Regions from separate parts of the Homo sapiens genome. Here region 1 is linked to region 2. A link is a loop called in an ENCODE intact Hi-C map of the cell type or tissue named here. Cell type or tissue: K562. All regions are shown on one strand.

Region 1 (2,500 bases), 470 kb after region 2:
CTTTAAATCAGAGAAAAGACATTTAAAGAGAAAATAGGAGTATCTTCCCCACTCCACATAACTTATGAAGTAAGCAGCTAATTGATCATATCATAAAGAGGCACCAGATAAAATCTGTGTGGCTCAAAATATTAGGAGCACTGCTTCTGTGAAATCAGTTAAAGTAAACGCCCATATTGGTCATGCATTGATACACATGCTTATTTTCCTAAGTGAATTCTCCACAATTCTGAAAATCAGTGAAAAGATCATCTCATGTTAGTTCCACACAAAACCAAGCAGTGCATGTGACTGTCCATGTTTCCAGGCATACACATCCCGTTTCACCAGGATCAAAGTGCCCAATGGGAAGCAACTTCTTGCCTTTTAAACCAGATTCAGTAAACAAAAATTATTTTGCATAGCTGACACAGGAGCACATCGATTGCATGAAAAAGGTCACTCTGTGGAAGGAAGCTTACAACGTCAAATTGAGAGGTGACAAAGTGCTAGCAGCCCTCGCTCACTCTGGGCGCCTCCTCGGCCTTGGCGTCCACTCTGGCCATGCTCTAAGAGCCCTTCAGCCCACCACTGCGCTGTGGCGGGCCCCTCTCTGGGCTGGCCGAGGCGGAAGCCGGCTCCCTCTGCTTGCGGGGAGGTGTGGAGCGAGAGGCGCGGGCGGGAGCCGGTGCTGCGAGCGGCGCTCGCGGGCCAGCGCGAGTTCCGGGTGTGCGCGGACTCAGCGGGCCCCGCACTCAAAGCAGCCAGCAGGCGCCGCAGGCTCCTGGCAGTGAGGGGCTTAGCACCCGGGCCAGCAGCTGCAGAGGGTGCGCCGGGTCCCCCCAGCACTGCCGGCCCGCCCGCACCGCGCTCGAATTCTCGCTGGGCCTCAGCCGCCTCCCCGCAGGGATAGGGCTCGGAACCTGAAGCCCGCCATGCCCGAGTCCCCCCTCCCCCCGCATCCCCTCCCGGTGCCCCGCCTCGTGCCGCTGTCGCACGTCCATTGCCGGCATTGCCGGCGCGCCTCGCGCGGTCCGGAAGCATCAGTGTCCTCCCGGAGGCCTAGGGCCCGCTGCGGCTCCCACCCTGGCGACCCTGGATTGCTCTCCTCACTCTCAGCCTCACGCCCCACTTCTTCCACCCCAAATTTTGCGGCCTCAGAAGGACACGAACTATCTGCTGGCTGAAGTCGCTTGGGACAAAACCCGCCACAGGATTTTGGGAGCCGGGCACTCCCTCCCACGGGAGGCGAGGGCAAAATGTGGGGTCTGCTGCCCCCTGCCGGCCTGGCTGATGTTTGCTTCTGTTTCCACGCTGCCCAGCAATGTTCCAGGTGGAGCTTGTGGAAGGTAAGGCTGAGAATAAATGCTGTTTGCAAATTCCAGAAAAGAAAAAAAGTAGCTCTTCTCTTTAGCAATAGGTTTTCCCCACCCAGCCAGAACTTCTGTAGGTTGTATTTAACTCTTAAGTGCGTCAGAGCTATTTCCTGCCGTCGCTGGCATTACCCTACCCTAGGCAGGGAAGTTTCAGGACAATGTCTGAAAACTCCAGGCTCTTGAATGAAGCAACCTTTCACATTAAGTATGTAGCGTAATCTACCAGGTCTCCTATGATTTACCATTCATGCAAAAGGAGCAAGTTTCTGCAAAACAGGGCTTTCAAAGAGCCTTTTTCACGAGAAGAAAATGTTGGAAGAGCTGATTTGTAGCGTATTTGTTGTTTTTACATCTAAAACTAATCGCATTAAAGGTAGTTAGGGGTATGAATGATAAATAATGAAAAGGATCAAAATAGGAATGTTTCATTCACTTTAACCTGGCCCATGCGGTGCACTTCAGGCCCTAGACTCTGGTTTGAACTCTGCCATTTCTGCCATTCCTTGGCTTTGTTTGCTTCATTGCTTGGACTTTCAGACTGATTAGAGTTCTGTGAATACAGTAGGTGCTCAATAAATCCTTATTCTGGGTAGTGCCATTGATGCCTGTGGCAGTGACTGCAGATTGGAGGGCTCCTGCAGCAACGAGGCGTGGGGCTGGAGGGCCTGGCTCTGGCATCCAACCCTGCTCCATCTGCCACACTAGCTGTGTGACTTTGGGGGAAGTTATGAACCTCTGCTGAACTCTCTATGGGTAAAATAAGAGTGGTAGTAATAGCGCCTCCCTCATAGGGTTGGAGTGAGGAGTAAGTGAACTAACCTGTGTAAAGGATCTCGTGGTGCCTCATATATGTGTAAACTATTCATCGGACAGGGGGCTAGTATTAGAATATACAAGGATCTCGAACATCTCAACAGCAAAAAACCAACCCAATTAAAAAAAAAGGGCAAATGATCTGAACAGACATTTCTTGAAAGAAGACATACAAATGGCCAACAAATGTATGAAAATGTGCTCAACATCACTAATCAGGAAAATGCAAATCTAAACCACAACGAGCTATTGTCTCACCCCAGTTAGTAGGGCTATTATCAAAAAGACAAAAAATAAAAAATGCTGGTGAGGATGCAGGAAAAAAAGGGAAT
Region 2 (2,500 bases):
CAAAAACTATTGAAAATAAAATAAAAAAGAAAATTGTAAAAAAAAAAAAGAGGTGGCATTTCACACATTTTGAACACGTACACTGAGCTCCTCTAAAATGGTTAAAAAAAAAAGTTCAAATGAACAACTGGATAGACCCCCTACATCTTTTACCAAAGATCTACAGTAATTCTGTCAGAGGTCAGTTCTATGTATTGAAGAGCAGGTGGTGACAACGAGGACATAAAAAAGAGAAAACAACAGCTTTGTCAAGTAATCTGTTTTACAGATTTTTCTATTGTAAAATTAACTGCAATGTTGCTAAGAAAAATATTGAGATCTTCTTGTTCCGTACACTGCTGTTCACTTACAGTTGGATGAAACCCATTATCCTGACCTATTTTTATTATAACACAGACAGAAGCCTGACTGAAAAGTCAAGTTTTTTTTTTTTTTTACCACTGAAGCAGCAGTCATTTTTGCAGCACATTTTCATTTCTCTGCCCTTCTCGCTTTTACCTAAGAATGCTCATGTCCATTTCTTTCCGGAGTAGGGTTATACAGAATTCTAATTTCTGATCCGCCCATTTGGATAATGAATTCTTCATGGTGGTTAAAGACATGGGCTGTGCAGCCAGACCTTTCTTCATTACCAGCTGTGAAACCCTGGACAAGATACTTAAACTGTGTGCCTCAGTTTCCTCATCTGTCAAAAAGAGAGTATAACAGGACCTACCTCATAGAGTTGTTGAAAAGATTAAATGGGTTAATAGAAATAAAGACAATGGCCTATTTTAACCGTTAAGTGTTCACTATTAATTTTAAAGAAAAAGGTATCAAAATTGCTCGAAAACTGATCCGTTAACAAATTTATAATAAACTTTCTGACAAAATTTCTAAAAATACTAGATGTATTCAAAAGGAACCAAAGGAATTCTCATTACACCCTGTACCATTATTCAGAGAAGTTGTTCCTTAGAAGTACCCAGAACTATCTCAGAATTAAAAGAGGCAACTAATTTCTTCACAGCTTATAAAAATAAAACAAATTTGTTTGGGCCAACTGAATGATGACAAGCAAGAATATGGCTCCTGTGTTCAGTTCTAACTACAGTTACAGGTGTGAATTTTCTTTAAGCAGGAAAAAGAGGACACTTTACTGCCTTATTCCTAGAACCATAGAGCAAGACCATAAGATGCCAAGAGGAGCTGCCGAGGTATTTTCATTACAGGGGACAGGGGGCAGCAGTTTGCAAGTTTACTCTGGGATGCAAAGGACAGGGAGTAAGAGGACATTTGAACATACAAACATAGGCACGTAAAAAGAGGGAAATTCTCAGTTATGGTGAGTTTGTTCTCTCAATTAAAAAAAAAATAAAGACATAAAAATAAGTTAATAGAGTATGGAAGAAAAAGCAACAAATGCTTTGGTTACCGAAGTTCCACCTTAGAGCTTCCTGCAGTAGCAAAGTTTTAGACAAATGAATCCTTACTTTTGTGCACGTGTGAGCAACAATCTGCACAATACTAGCACTAAAGGACAGTAAGGGGCCCTCAGAACAGGAAAGCAACGTATCTGTCTGCATAGTCTAAGTGCAATTTCTCACGGAAGAGATGACAGGCATTCTCTGGAGCGGGCAAAAGGAGAGGAGGAGGAGAACGCGGGGAAATAGCCAGTACGCACTCGATTTCCGAATGTCTCTTTTACTCGAATGAGGGCAGAGGGGAGGGACCACTTTCGTTCAGTAATGATGAGAGGCACTTCAGTGAGGCCACTCTTCCGAAGCTAGCGGCAGGGGAGGCAGCCGCACTCTGCTCCCAGCCCCCGCAACGTTGAGGGTGAGCTGGGGGAGTCTACAAGGGAAGGGGAGCCGGCAACACGCTCGAGCGGAACCCTGCGGAGCTGCAACCCCGGGAGGAGTCGCCGGACAGACTCAGACGCGGTCCCCTGGGACCCAGGGATGCACCGCGCCCCTCCCGCCCCAGCCTGCAGAGACTGGATGCTTCCCTCCCCACCTGGCGGGAAGCAGAGGCCCTCGGGCCCGACCGAGTTCGGGCCAGGACCCGCCCCGCTTTCTGCGAGCGACCGACTGCGGCCGCCACACTCACCTCGCCGCCAAGCAGCACTCGGGTTCTGACTCGGTCTCGGGTTCCGGTGGCGGTGGTGGCGGCGGCGGCGGTGGCGGCGGCTCCTCCATGGCGGCGGCAGGCGTGACGGCAAAGGCGGGAGGAGGGACCAGCGCGGCAGCGGCTTCTCTCATCCGTGCACGGAGCCCCGCATGGCCGCGGCGGGCAGTAAGCTGCAGCCTGGCGCGGGGCACCGGAGCCCCGAAGTGCGGGAGTGACTCGACTCCGCCTCCGCCTCTACCCCGCCGCAGGAGCCGTGCGCGCCGCGGCCATCTTGGAAACGGCGACCGGCCGAGCGCCGGGGCTACGGTGGGCGGCGAGGGACAAGCCTCCCAGATCGGCGGCGGTGGCGGCGGCGGCGGCGGGCGCCGGAATGCGACCGGACGGGGGCGGA

What was found. A loop is a pair of places that touch in the nucleus more often than their neighbours do. Peaks named below come from ENCODE experiments on the same cell type or tissue, not always from the same donor. Only the 100,000 strongest peaks of a DNase experiment are listed, where the experiment ranks them.
Region 1: it touches region 2 in a loop (3-fold over the local background); 5 of 110 quality-filtered maps call a loop at or near these places.

Annotation. Positions count from the first base shown.
Region 1 is chr6:160,518,794-160,521,293 of GRCh38, reverse strand. LOC124901454 (a long non-coding RNA gene) reads right to left here and starts at 944. Exons shown (of 2, transcript XR_007059844.1): 1 at 462-944. RefSeq lists silencers at 551-660, 731-810, 851-980. In K562, CTCF peaks have their summits at 715 and 1,255 (motif pointing left); DNase peaks (open chromatin) are centred at 963 and 1,213; H3K4me3 peaks cover 1,190 bases.
Region 2 is chr6:160,991,672-160,994,171 of GRCh38, reverse strand. MAP3K4 (mitogen-activated protein kinase kinase kinase 4) reads right to left here and starts at 2,403. Exons shown (of 27, transcript NM_005922.4): 1 at 2,089-2,403. The coding sequence starts at 2,240. MAP3K4-AS1 (MAP3K4 antisense RNA 1) reads left to right here and starts at 1,830. Exons shown (of 1, transcript NR_174962.1): 1 at 1,830-2,500. RefSeq lists silencers at 1,598-1,727, 1,641-1,935, 2,398-2,500 and an enhancer at 1,996-2,500. In K562, a CTCF peak has its summit at 1,224; DNase peaks (open chromatin) are centred at 1,221 and 1,861; H3K4me3 peaks cover 1,603 bases.